2 separate regions of the Homo sapiens genome follow, and region 2 is linked to region 1. A link is a contact called in ENCODE Hi-C or POLR2A ChIA-PET data. All regions are on one chromosome and are shown on one strand. Each heading gives the region's core, a stretch centred on a gene start or an enhancer-like site at or near the end of the contact. The rest is flanking DNA. Distances are from core to core; before and after follow the strand shown. Region 1 overlaps LINC02725 (long intergenic non-protein coding RNA 2725). Region 2 overlaps LOC124902787 (a long non-coding RNA gene).

Region 1 (7,335 bases), core at 1,447-3,946:
TCATTTTGTTTCTACCATCATCATCCAAACCCAAGCCACAGCCAGTACTCACCTGGCTCCCAAAGGCTATCTTTGCTTCCACTTCATCATCCAAACCCAAGCCACAGCCAGTACTCACCTGGCTCCCAAAGGCTATCTTTGCTTCCACTCATGACACTCCCATCTTGCCCCTGTTTTCCAAGGAGCAATTAAAACAAATGTTTAAATATTTAAATCATGTTTTCTCTTCTACTTAAAATGTCTAATTTAGTGGCTTCCTTGCATACTTAAAGATACAACATTCTTAATAGAAATCCCAAAGCCTCCATTTACCCCGCACTTAATTGACATTTGCAGACTCACCCTATACCACCTCCTCCCTCTCGTCAGGCTGTAGATACACCGGCCTTTCTAAAATTACTGACATTCACCAAGATCTGTTCTCTAATCTGCTATGGACTCTTTCTGAAATGCCTTTCCTCCTCTCTGGAGATCATCTCTACCCCTTCCTCAGGTCTCATATTTAACAGTTCTTCCTCAGGGAAACCTGTACTTCTCTGCCTGTACTATACTTTCCTCTTAACAGATATCACTCCCAGACTCATATACATATATATATATATATATTTGAGACAGAGTCTGCCTCTGTTGGCCAGGCTGGAGTGCAGTAGCATGATCTCAGCTCACTACAACCTGTTCCTTCTGGGTTCAAGTGATTCTTCTGCCTCAGCCTCTCGAGTAGCTGAGATTACAGATATGTACCACCACTCCTGCTTAATTTTTGTGTTTTTAGTAGAGTTGGGATTTCACCATATTGGCCAGGCTGGTCTTGAACTCCTAACCTCAAGTGATCCATCAGCCTCGGCCTCCTATGGTGCCAGGATTACAGGCATGTGCCACCATGCTCAGCCCCACACTCACATTTTTATATGTGTGGCTCTCTATTTAATATGTGCTTCCCCCACTTACTGTGGACTCCCTAAAGCATGGAACATATTTGTTGGCTTACCACTGTGAAATTAACAGAAAACTGGTACTTATGAAATACTCGTTGAATATTTGTTATATAAATGAACTGATATATGAATAAATGGAGGAAAAAGAGCCACTCCCCATCTTTTACTCCTTCTCACAGTATTGCAGGTTTGGCTTGCATTTCGAGATTTTGCTTTCTTTCTATCTGAGGTGGTTCTCCCAGGTCCAATTATACCTGAGCTTCCCCTGCTTCTTTTGCAGCTCTGGCCAAGCCACTAGATTCCTCTGAATGTTAATCAAGCCATCTGGAAAATAGGGCATGAAATTGTATGTCCCTGACTAGCAGCAGATGCAGCAACTGAGCTGAGCTGTGTTTCCTTTTCAGTAACTAATTGCACACATGCTGCAATACAGAGAAAAACATTATAAATCAATTAGGCTATTACAGCAACATTGTGCTCTGTAACTAGAGAACTAGGCCTTGTGTTGCATAGTGGGAGACAGGAGCACCTGATTCTCCTTGCAATGGCCTTGGATAATTACTTACATCGTTGCATTTGATTGTCTCACCTCCAATGCAGGTTTCCAGGAAGATTTGTTTACTGATCTTTCTTAAGGGATTTGATTTCCTGGATTGGCAGGTGTCATGTTGCTGGAGGAAGACAGTGGCTTAAAAGTATTATTGAATAAAACACACATGTAAGTGTTTGATGCTCATGCTGTCTTCAACAGTCAAGGTCAGAGCTTAGTTGGTGCTTTGGGCCAGAGTTACAGGAGCAAGGGGAATGTGAAACCATGAAGTAGCTGTGGAGTTGGCAATGTCCCCAAATGCCCAAGGCTTAGGAGACATTTATATGGGCATAATAGAAATCAGATGAGCTGGATTTTGGGGAGGTGGAGAGAGGGAGAGTGGAGAGAGGGGACTGTAAAAGGTACTTAGTATTCTCTATTTCTCCTCCTTGCTGTCTTTGTTTTAACTTTCATGGGAAGTGAACTTATAGAGAAACTTATAAGTGAACTCGAATGTGCTTCTGGAGATAAATCTTTCACATTTTTACAGTCCACAGAGGAGGGGGTAGGCAAGAGAAAGAGGCCAGAGTTTTACTAAAGATAAAGGAAATGTTGTAAAAGAAGGTAAATATGGATTTTAGAAGAAGCCTCTAATACAATTGTTGGATAGTCAACGAGTTTGTTGGAAATTTGCAAAGCTCATCTGGATAATTTGGATGAGAATGTTGCCATCAGGACTAATGTTATTTGAAAGGGAATGCAGACATGTTGTGATCAACTTTTCTCTAATTATGCCATGTGTTAATTTTGTCTTGTCACACAGTTGTCCTCAATCCTGGCTGCACATTAAGTGATGTGGGAAGCTTCATAAATAGAGCAATGTTCCTAGGATCTCTGGAGGTGGGACTTAGGCATTGGCATTCTTTAAAATTTCTCCAGATCATTCTCTTATGCAGTAGTGTTAAGAGCAGAGAACTATAACCAAGATCTTGAAATCAGGAACTTCGATACATACATAAATTATCCCATTGAGCCCCTGGATGTTCATATGTATTATCTCTGTTTAATATTCACAGTTTGTCTCCATGAGGTCATACAGCTGCTTGAGGTTGCTCGGAGAGTAAGAAGCAGAATGAGAACTAGAACAGAAGCTCACTTTGGCCTGAAGGCTCATGTGCTGAGCATCTTCCCTTGTCTGTCTCCACCCCTAGCCTGGTGCCCAGCATGTAGAAGACCTTCAGTAAGTACCAGGTTGCTGACTAAGTAACTGAGGAAATGACTCACAATTGGACCATTCCCATGCTGAAATTCCACAAGAATCTTGTTATCGCCTGCACATTGCTTAGGCAAACATAATTCTAGACAAAAATGGAACCCCAGAAATCTCAGTCAACATCCCTCACTCAAAGCCTAGCACCTGGCTTCCTTCTAACAGTGCCCTCTGTTGAGTGTTCACCTGGGATTTCCAGGACTGCAGCTGCTGTCTCTTTATAAACCCAGGCCTGGGTCACAGGGTGGGGAGAAAACAATGAGTGTTTTGGTTGTTTGGTGATATCCGGTGCCACTTTGTGCCGCTTGTTGCAAATTCAGTCCCATTTCCTGTGAACTGCCTCCTTGGGCTTGACTCCCCAGCACCATACAGGGGCTTCAGGGACACTTGGAAAACAATCTGTGCTCTGACCTCGGTGTCCCTGGACCTATCAATTGCCTAAGGCAGGGAGACTGCTCATACTTCAAGTAGTGGCCTGGGGACAAGATGGATCAGGAAGTAGAAAATAGAAAAGGATGGGGGTGAGGAGCCAGGGCAGGAGAGGAAGGTTATAAGGAGGAACAATGAGAGATGGACAGCTTTTTATTCTCTACAGAATGGGCTGTTTCCTAGACGTCACGGGATCATCATGTGGTGGAGATTGCAAGAGGCCAGTTTGGGGGTGAGGAGGGATTGCCGAGTACATATTTTATCACTGTGATGTGACTCAAGGGCGTCATTCCCTGTAAACAACTTTTGAGTAGGAGGGTTTTCTCTGGATAAGAAATTAACCAGTTAGCAGTCAAGAAATGGCAAAAGCTCAAGTAACAATTCTGTATACTTAACAAAATACTGTTAAACTCATTCATTCATTCGTTCAGCAGAAGTATGTCCAGGTACATCTCTGTACAAGGCATTGGGCTGATTGTCAGTTATATAGCAGCCTCCAAGAACAACATCATATTCGACCCCAGGAACTATAGTCCAGTGGGAAACACAGACATTGAACAAAAAGTACAATGTGAAGAATATAGTAGGAGGAAAGAAACAGGAGCATGCATTATGTCATTTATTATTATTTTTATTTGAGACAGAGTCTTGCTGTCAGCCAGGCTACAGTACAGTGACATGATCTCATCTCACTGCAACCTCCACCTCCCAGGCTCAAGTAGTTCTCCTGCCTCAGCCTCCAGAGTAGCTGGGATTACAGGTGCCCACTACCACACCTGGCTAATTTTTGCATTTTTAGTAGGGATGGGATTTCACCATGTTGGCCAGGCTGATCTCGAACTCCTGACCTCAGCTAATCCGCCGGCCTTGGCCTCCCAAGATGCTGGGATTACAGGCATGAGCCCCCATACCCGGCCTATTTTTTAAATACAACTTTTTGATGATTAACCTCATTATAAACTTCATTTATTAATGCCATTTCACATTGAGGATCTGAGAGGTTAGGTGGTCAGGACTTGAACATGCACATTCCGCCTTAGTTCCTCCTCTCCTGTTACTCTGTAATCAATACCACAAAACCTCCCCAGCTCAGCTGCTTTCCACCCTTGTGGCCTGAGGCCTGAGACTGCTTCCACCATACTGAATACCATTCTGTGGTGCTTCAATGTTAACCCCTGTCATAAGCAACAGGCTCTGCAATAGTGTCCCCTGGCTTCTCAGCCCAATGCCTAAGGTGACCGACGCTCAATCAGCAACGCAATTATGCAATGAAAACAGCTACACAGGGAAAACCAGAACCATGAAAGTGGGTCAGGTCCAAACCATCTTTGTACCATGTGGCTTGCAGAAACCCAGATCTCGTTTGCTTGCTTGCTGATGCTGAATTTGGGGATATGCATGCCTTTTAAAATAAGAAAGTATTTATTCTTAGATGCTCTTAGACTGTTTTGAAGCTAGAGCCATTGTAGTTTTGCACACTTACTTCATAAAGGAACTGTACCTATAGTTTAAAAGTTGTTATTTGGTAATTGTCATGTAATGATTATCTCCTTGCTCTCCTTACCACTCTGATTGTATACAAGTTGATTTCCCTGTTTCAGGAGGGGTTTTCTGATGCATATACTATAGACAATCTTCTCTATTTACACTTCAGTTTTTAAAAAACTAAGCTTTTTTTTTTAAAAAAAGTGAAAGTCATAATCTGTTTCTTTTCAAAGTCCTAGATGCAATGGGATTAAACTTGGAGAAAATGGGATTAAACTTGGACAAACACTACCTATTTGGACTTGTGATGATGGCTTTCAAACTTCTTAAAGCAATGAAGTATTTTTTCCAGAAGAAACCTTACACAAGAAGCCCAGCACACTGAGTCAAGCATATGTAGGTGGAAGATATCTGGTTGAGACCAAGTAGAGATAAACCTGTAGATTCAACTGTGCCACCACAGTGAATTCTAAGAATCCACTGACTGTGATCTGTAAGCTCCTACTCCACAGGAGGTCAGGGCACACAGCTTGAAACCGGAAGGCAGAAGAGTGACAGGGAAGGGTCATGGACTCTGAAATTAGAGCTATCTGTGTTTTAATACTAGTTCCAATAGGCACATGGTCTTGGATAAATGGTTTAAATTATCTGAGTCTCAATTTCTTTCTCTGCAAAAAGGGATGATTAGTACATATGTAATAGGGTTTTTATAGAAAATTGTATAACTTGTTAAACACACATGTACTAAGTGCTTGGTGCCCAGTATGCACTGAATAAATGCTAGCTCCTTGCCTTTCATCTCTATGACCCTTCCCAAATCTCTCAGCCCCATATTGCTTCATGTAGTGTGTGTATATTTGGGAAAATTTGTGTGCATATTTACAGATGGGATCCTACTCTTCTATTGACAGACTGTCTTTTCAGATGTGCCTTACTTTCATTGCATTGGTTTTTCAACTGAAAGTGAACATAAAGGTTTTAAGCATGCCTAGGTCTTATCTTTTTGGTCAAATATCTAACACCCTCAATAACAGTTGTAAATCATTCTTTTGTAATTTGATCATTCATTTTTATAAAGTAAAACACAACTGCCCACTGTAAAAATAGACTTCATTTGCTCTTTTCTTCCAGTGCAGCAAATGACAGACACTTTAAGAACACACATTTAACTTCAGCAAACAAATCATGTATATTTTAGACATAACTGTCAAGTATAGAAATGATACCATCCAACTTACCAAACTATCACATAAGAATGCCCAATAGCAGACATTAGGATGGGGCAAAACTGAAAGAAGGATTGACTTCATCAAACCCTTGATGACATACAAAATGGAAACCATTCAAGTTCAACTGAAGAAAACGATATCCCACAAGATCTAGGGGTAAAAAGCAGACAAAGTTTAGGAATGAATTTAAACTACTGACTTACGTGTTGTCAGGAGTCTATTTCTATTCCTCAATTTTACTCCTTTTTGTACAACTGTGTGCATTCTCTCTCTGACTCTCTCTTCCTCCCTCCCAACACCCCCCACCCTCTTCTTGTTGCTGTTTCTCTCTATTTCTTCAGATCAAAGGGTTGATCTCTTCCAAATGTACATATTACAGATCCACACTCTTAGAAAAACAACAGAATCTCTCTAGTGCTTAATTTAATTTGTCCATCTAAAAGATATTACTTGGCCCAATTTGACCAAGCACCATCTACTGGACCAAATAATGGTGGCCAGAGAAGCATGGTCACAATGGGGAATGGGAATAAGATGGGGATCATATGGGGACTAAGAATGGGCAAGAACATCTCCCAGAGTGGTAAGAGAAACAATCTAATGGGCATATATTCCCAGTGTCCTCAAATACTCCTCTACCCTAAATTGCTTGCTCTGCTCTTGGGCCTTTGGATGTGCTGACCTGAGTAGTGGTAACAAGTTCAGAATTGTAGGGAAAGGGCTATGAGTTTATATTTTAAGGGCAGAGAGTGGCATTTATGCAGTGGAAACACATGGAAGATGAGTAGGATTGTGAAGGATAAACTTGGGAAAAGAACAATGACCTGAAGAGTACTAATAAATGCAGGGATGGGTGACCAGAAAGAAAGGATAGATAGGAGGAAAATCTTAGAGTAAAACTGGCAAAAGTTCACGGCCAGTTTAGTTAATGGAATCAAGGACAGTGAAAACGCAATGATAACTTCAGTGTTCTGGTTCTGATGACCAAAGAAGGTCATCATTGTGATGGATATTTTCTCTTATTTCATAACCTCTGCTCTATGCTCTGTGTGATTCCTCTCCTTCCATTCAACTTGCCTTGCATTTTCCGGAGTCTACTCCTTGGCTAAATAGGGTCCTTCTTTCTCAGTAGCCCTTACTACCGAATTAAATCATGGTGCCAGGGCTCATTCTGCTTTGTTTCTGGAAACCTGCCAAGCATGCTCCTGCCTTGGGGGCTTGCACTGATTCGTTGCTCCATATTGAAATGTTATTTGCATGGTCACCTGTGGCCCTGATATGGTTTGGCTGTGTCCCCACCCAGATCTCGAATTGTAGCTCTCATAATTCCCACGTCATGGGAGGGACCCAGTGGAAAGTAACTGATTCATGAGAGCAGGTGTTTCCCCCATACTGTTCTCATGATAGTGGTATAAGTCTCACAAGATCTGATGGTTTTTATAAAGGGGAGTTTCCCTG
Region 2 (7,335 bases), core at 3,039-5,538, 150 kb after region 1:
AAAACACAGAGCAACATATACTCATGCACACACACCAGAGCAGTGTGAACCAAAGCCCCGGGCAGGAGGACGTGCTGTGTGCCAACAAAAAACAAAAGGGGAGATGCATTATTTGTTTTGGGGTAGAAAGGTTGCGGGACTGAGGCTCTGCTGCAGACAGATGGGCGCTACACTTATTTGTTGGGTGGCAGAAAAGTTGGGGGACTGAGGCTCTGCTGCAGATGGGTGGGCACTGTATGACTTTCTTTGAGGAAGGCACTTCTGAGAGTGAGAAAAAAAAACAACTGATAGTTCTTGGAGCTTGAAACTGAGAGTTTCTACTATGGAGAATTGAAAACAATTTCCTTCTGAGGGAGAAGGTAGATGGAGCAAGGGAAGTCCAAATTAGGCCCCTTTTGGAGGTAATAGATATTTTCAATCTGCTAAGCAGTGAAGCAGGCAGAAACTGACAATTGTTATAATTATTCTTGTATAAAGTAAATAAGATTTTTCTCAAAGGAGAAAGCACCTGTTGATTTGGCTAAGTTAAGCATTAGAAACACCTGAACTTACCGTTACACATTCTTCAATTTGGCAAATGCAATACAAGAGTGAATGAGACAAACCTTGACTTGTTCTCATATAATTTATTATCTAGTAGAAGAAGACATTAAGGAAACAGACACTGAAATATATAATTATGAATTATGATTTGTGTTTTGAAGAGAGTGTTCAGTGTTTATGAGACAGAATATCTGTTTTTACCTAGAAGTTTGATTGTCTATTCAATACGCATTTTAAAAGTAGTTATTCCATGTAAAATTGTAGGGATATACAGGAATTATTGATATATGATCTTTACTTTCCAAGAGCTCAAAACCTTTTAAGGGACTCAGGCACGCTGATAGATAAATAGTAGTATTTAAAAGTAGAAATAAGGCCAGGCGCGGTGGCTCATGCCTGTAATGCCAGCACTTTGGGAGGCTGAGGTGGGTGGATCACCTGAGGTTGGGAGTTTGAGACCAGCCTGACCAACATGAAGAAACCCTGTCTCTACTAAAAATACAAAATTAGCCAGGCGTGGTGGCGCATGCCTGTAATCCCAGCTACTCTCAGGAGGCTGAGGCAGGAGAAACGCTTGAACCAAAGAGGTGGAGGTTGCAGTGAGCCGAGAGTGTGCCATTGCACTCCAGCCTGGGCAACAAGAGCAAAACTCCGTCTCAAAAAAACAAAACAAAACAAAAACAACAACAAATAAAAGTAGAAATGAGAGATTTATCACGAAATTATTCTAAAACCTACATTTTTTCTAGAAAAAATATGAATAGGCTTTGTGCTATATACTTCTTCCAGTTATCCAGATCTGAGCTTTTTAAAAAAAATATAATTAAGCTTAACAAACACGAAAGATATTACTATTCACCTGGTGGAAACCATCCAACTATGGGCATTGCATTTTACAGCAGTGCTTCTGAAGCTTTAATGGATGTGTAATTATCTGTGGAATTTGTTGTTAATAAAATGCAGATTCTGATTCAATCTGTCTGGAGTGGACCCTGGGATTTCACATTTTTTTGTATCAATTTTGCAGATAATGGGATGCTAGTGATCTACAGAGCACAGTTGGAGTAGCAAGGTCTTAAGGAAGAAATCAAATTCTACAATATTATGTTCAATTAGTATTCTTTCACTCAACATAAATTTATTGCATATCAGCTATGGAGTCTGGTTATATGAAGCCTTAATCATCCCTTCCCTTACAAAAGCAATTAGAAAACAAATTTAATTTTTTTTACAAAAGAGTTCTGAACTCCATATTGGCTTGACTCATGGTAGTGTTGTGTTGGATGATATAAATTTGTATTGACATAAATGTATTTGGCAGAGGTTGTTCTGAAACTCAACGCAACTCACAGACACTCTCATGCGAGCAGAGACCATCCCTCTGGAGCAGAGAGCACAATGTGCCTTCTGCCTCCCTCCCCAACTCATCACCTTCCCTCTCAACGTCCTTCTGCCCGGCTGCCCCTCAGGCAGGCGGCCCCAGAGGCCGTGGGCATGCTGCTGTCCCTCCCCACAGTGATACTCATCACCAAAATGAAACCTGACACCAGAATTGTCATCTTACTGAGAAGATGATAAAACTCATTTAACCTTTCCACTCAATAGGCTGATAATTCCCTCTGTCCTGATGAACGTTGGTGAGGTTCACTGAAGAGACTCAAGTTACCAAGGGCATGCTAATGCAAGGGTTATTCTTTCCTTTTCACATTAGGAGTTCACTTCTACCCAATCATTTTCAAACTTCACAGAAATGGAATTTCCATACTCAGATATGAAGAAAGCACCTTGATTTCCTCCACCTTCACATCATGAAGAACATCGAAGCTGGGATGAACGATGAAAGGAGGTAATATTCTAGGCATAGACAAAGCCCTTTCTCCACTGCCTTCAGGCTGTCAGGGAAGTAATTGATGTGTCTCCCAGAGCACAATCGCTTCACACTTTCAACACCTTTTTGTCCTGCTGCGAATTAAACCTGTCACTTTGTCTAATTCTCCATTGGTAAGAAGCATTCACTGCCAGAGACTTGTCAATGGGGGTGTGATTACTTGCACTGATAGCAACTGTAATATTTAATATTCCCCAAATGAGGGACAACCCTGAGAAGACAGAAAAAAAAAAGGCACATTTTGTAGAAGGAGTAGTTGTTCTTCATTGTGTAACTTCAAGGGAATTACTGTCTACACTGTCGGAACTAACTCGATTCAAATCCAAATTTTTTAATAGGAAGAGCTAGCCAGAGATTTGAGAGACAATTTGAGTAAAATGACTCTAGGTGTGTAGTTGTTCATTCAAGATGCTTATGCACACTTTCCATGGGAAGGCACTATTACAGACCCTTTCCATTGTTTAAGGGGAAAATATTTTGAAAAGGGGGAGGATCAGCTAACAGGAGATATAGGGAATATGATATACATAAAGGAGAATATGATGAGGCTGTGGGTGAGGAGGGTTGGACTCTAAATCGAGTTCTACCCTCAGCAGGCTGTGAGAATTTGAGCTCACCCAGTTCCCAATTGCTCCATTTGTTTAATGAGGAGAACTGAATTCTTGGTAAAGCTAATGTTTCACGACTTCGTTTGATTAAAACCTTCCCATCTTCTAAGGAAATTGTATCTCTCCCAATTCTTCATTTTGCAAGTGATTTCTGGTCTGGTACTAAACCACTCAACATAAGAAGACCTGGGGTAATCAGCCGGGCGTGGTGGCACATGCCTGTCATCCCAGCTACTCGGGAGGCTGAGGCAGGAGAATTGCTTGAACCCGGGAAGTGGAGGTTGCAGTGAGCCGAGATCGTGCCACTGCACTCCAGCCTGGGCAGCAAAGAGAGACTCCATCTCAAAAACAAACAAAAAAAGAAGCCCAGGAGAACATGATACGAACTTCACAGTCAATTACTCATCCTACACTACCTAAAAGGCAAGTCTACATATCTCAGTGGGTGTCTACAAAGGGCACACTCTATCTGCTTTAAGAAAATAAAAACAAGATGACCAAGGGTGAAATAAAATTACATTCTCCTATTAATCTTACTATGAATCAGTTTGGATACTTGGGACAGAGCAGCTTGATACAGGCACCCTGATTTAACTCTGTGCCAGTTTTGGTTTCTGAGTTTAACAGGACAGTTGTGGAAAGAATATAGACATAGCAGAGTAGAGTTAAATGTAGATTTAAATGACATGATGCATATAAATGTTTAACTCACAGCCTGGAGCATAGGAGATACTCAAACTTTATTCCCTTTCCATATATAAAGAGATTAGGCCCATAACATGAAACTGAGAGATAAACATTCTCCCTACAGAATGGAAAGGAAGAAAAGAGCATTGATGAAGCAGCTCGATGAACTCTTGTAAGACCTTTCTCCAAGTGAGTTATCATTCCAAGGTTCCTGTTGTTACTTTCTGAAGGGCTTTGTGCTTATGAAGCAGATAGGGACAGAAGGGCGGGCCGGACCCCATGGTCATCTGGCAGCCTTGCTTGTGTTGGGTCAGCGTGCCAGCATTCATGCCCCTGGGGGTGTGAGCACCCTTTCTGGAATCTTGAAAGGAAATGCAACCTCCCCAAACCCCACTACTCTCTCAAGGAGTCATGGGTGATGAAGATGTTTCCTGCCATTCTCTGCAGGACAGAGAGTTGCTTAACCCTCGTTTCATTATCAGTGGAGGAGCCAGCCATTGGACCCCCACCCCTCAGAGTGAGCCAGCAGCCAGAACTAGCCCTTTGGCATCCCCCGTCTTGATTGCAAGCAAGCAAACCTGTCACCTTCCTGTTTTATCTACTCATGGTGTTTGTTTCCTTTGACGTGGATTCTTACACTTAGGGTGGGAGGGATTTCTCGAAAAACATTTGTTGTATGCCACTGATCCTGGCCCCACAACGCCCCTTTCTCTTTCCTTTTCAAGGCTCCAGGAATTGCTAAATGGCATATCCTGAACACCCAGCACTCTGGGGCTAAAAATACCAGAGGGTGTGTTTATCTAGATTGGGGCTTCCTCTCCAGGGGCTTTACAGACGTTATCTCATTTATCCTTGAAAACACTCTGCGAGGCAGCATGTAGTCAAATAACTTTACCCCAGAAAGGTACGGAAGGCTTGAAGAGGAAAGGTCATCGGTGGAGGTTCTATTCTGAGGCCCAGTAGACAGGCTCAGGTCTTTAATTTCTCAGCTTAAAATTCCATTCACTCTGCATTTCCCCCTTAGAACTGTGGGAATCCTTAAAAAGCAAATACAAACCCACGACTCCTGGCACATAGAAAAAGGCCAGGTTGAAATACCCCCCAGGTTACCTCCTCTCGGTGTCTTCATTACATCTTTACAAATCCGAGATCCCATGGCCTTTGGTCATCTCTTCTAATTGCTCCACATACACAGGCTCCCTCGAGACCTCATTTGCCACCATGGTTTAAACTCTCACCTATCTAAACTGATGGTAGACACTTTCCATATCTCTCACACCCTCTCCATAGTTGATATAAAATAATTACCTACTAGAAGTTGTACATGAATTTGTTACATACACAGCATTTCCCCCTCATTTTGCACATCCTCGATATTCCCTGGCCCATACCCAAAGACCTGAGACTCCTGGCACATTCCATCCCCTCTCTGACTGCCACATGCAAACAGTTACTGAGTTAGCTATCTTCCAGGTGCACCCCCAGATGCACTTTCCCTCCCTCCAAAATGCATGCCTAAGGAGCCTGACTTACAGGCTCCTTCTTTGCCCTCTGGCTACTCCCTGGGGTTGGTCTTTGGTGAGCACTGGCAGGAGAATGGGAGGAGGCAGGAGAGGGATGATGCTGTATGTATTGTCCCATTCTTCTCCCTGTGGGGTTGCCATGGACTGGCTGCATCCTGGATACAAGGTCAGGTCTCATCAGGCATCCTTTTCCACACAGCTGCTTTCCTGGTGGCCATCGGGCCTGGAGGTGGCAAAAGCTGCTGCCTCCTGATGGCATCAATTCCAGGGCACCGCTCAACCCCTGGTGCATGTTTTAAACTCCACCCACACATGCTGTAAATAGCCCTTATATGAAAGTTATTACAACATCCAGCTAGAGTGGGGTCTCCTCTCTTTCTGGATGCTACCCAAACTAAAGTCACCAATTTCTATATTTTACCATTCAATTCAGATGACATTTTACATGTATGTATACATATTTACTTGTTGAATTAGAAAAGCCAAGATGGCATTATATTTTAAGCCAATACATCAGACTTCGATATATGTGTTACTTCCAAACCTCTCTCCCTGTAGTCTCCTCACCATTGTTCAGATTGTCAAAGTGTCATTTCCAAATACCTGTGAAATTACATTAATCTTGCATAAGTTCATCAGAGGTCCCAGTATCTTTCAGCATATGATTCACTTTTACTTATGTCTGTCTTTCTAGAGTAAGTCTTTTATCTCTACTTCCAGGACATCCTCAAATGTTTTTCAAACATTTATCAAATAGACAAACACTGAATGGAACTTTAGGTCTTAAATAAGTGTAGCTATTTCCTTTTACAATATTATTTTCTTTTAAACTGCAATTTCTTGTCCTACTGAATAAGTCCTCCTTACGTGGCTACAGGAATGCAAACACCTGGGTATAATGTGATGACTTTCTAACTTTGCAGAACTGTTATCAATGAGGGCTTAGACTGTGATGTAAAAGTAAGGGCTCTAAACTAGATTCCCTGGATTCCTGATTTCTCTGCTAGTCCCGCAACCTCGGGCAACTTACTCAACATTCTATGCCTCCATTTCCTAACCTATAAAATGAGGGTAGTAATATCATCTAACTCATGGGTTTGCTGCAAGAATTAAAAGAGTTAACACACACACACGGAACACTTAGAATAGTGCCTGGTGAAAACACAGTAGAGTTAACTGTTATTTCTTAACTCATTCTTAGTTTACCACCATCATCCTCAGGCTGTTTGCCTGTGGTTTGTTTAGCTCACCCTTTCTTGAAAACAGACCTTTACCTGAAAACATTCTGATATCAAAACCCACAATACCTGGCATTTGTGACCATGAGCGCTTCACTGGAAGTTGGTGCATGGACTTCCTTCCCTTAACATCTGCTGAAGGCATTCTGCATGAACGCTCTCAGCAGTTTCCCCCTTCAATGGTTTGTCAGAAGCCAGGGAAAAAAAAATATGAGTACTTAAAATGTCTTTGTATATTATGTTTATGACTCCCCATGATTTTTTCCAAAACAAAAAGAAAATTTCCTTCTACATGCCTGCACCTTTGTCTTCTTCTCTCTTCCCTTTTTTTTACTTTTTGAAGAGACTCACTCCCAAGTCTTCATTCCTTGCAAAAATCGATAGAGTAACCTAAATTTGGAATTTCAAAACTAAACTTACTGAGCCAAAGTTTTACATAGTTTTTATTAACTGATTATAAAATACATGTTTATTATTAGAATTTTAGAGAAAGTATCAAGAAAAAAGAAGAGAACTGCCATTCCAACACCCTGAAAAAATCATCACTAATGTTTTACAGAATCGTTTCCAGTCTTTTTAAATTTACATGTATTTTATCATTGAGAATATAGCCTATATGCAATTTTTATGCTGCATTTTTTCATTTTGTCAAATAATATCACTGATCCAAATTATATATAAGTGATTTTAATGACACCATTAATTTAACAGTGCCATCATTATATTCTGTCATTTGTTTTTAATTAAATATCCTGTTATTAGAAAAATTTTCTACTTTTAAAATTATTTCTATAGAACTGGAATATGATAAACCTCTTTAGTTATAAATTGTTGTCCAGATTTTTATG

What was found. A loop is a pair of places that touch in the nucleus more often than their neighbours do. ChIA-PET counts read pairs that join two places held with the same protein, here RNA polymerase II (POLR2A). Pooled maps may share reads with other maps.
Region 2: a loop to region 1 is called in a pooled map, with 2.4 times the contacts of the local background. The contact joins two enhancer-like sites. A Hi-C loop is called at or near these places in 1 of 168 maps with a recorded cell type or tissue (PC-3) and 11 of 50 pooled maps. POLR2A ChIA-PET finds 5 or more read pairs at or near these places in 3 of 52 experiments (PC-3, Panc1 and activated CD4-positive, alpha-beta memory T cell).

The regions. Positions count from the first base shown.
Region 1 is chr11:128,177,920-128,185,254 of GRCh38, forward strand. LINC02725 (long intergenic non-protein coding RNA 2725) reads left to right here. Exons shown (of 6, transcript NR_183639.1): 5 at 2,541-2,704; 6 at 4,882-5,637. Among named protein-coding and RNA genes, the nearest start is that of LINC02098, 27 kb to the right of the region's middle. Within about 2 kb of position 2,697, at least 2 of the 41 ENCODE cell types and tissues checked have a DNase peak (open chromatin) inside an H3K27ac peak, as active enhancers do.
Region 2 is chr11:128,324,988-128,332,322 of GRCh38, forward strand. All of the region lies in intron 1 of LOC124902787 (a long non-coding RNA gene), which reads right to left. Among named protein-coding and RNA genes, the nearest start is that of LINC02098, 120 kb to the left of the region's middle. RefSeq lists an enhancer at 1-371. Within about 2 kb of position 4,289, at least 9 of the 41 ENCODE cell types and tissues checked have a DNase peak (open chromatin) inside an H3K27ac peak, as active enhancers do.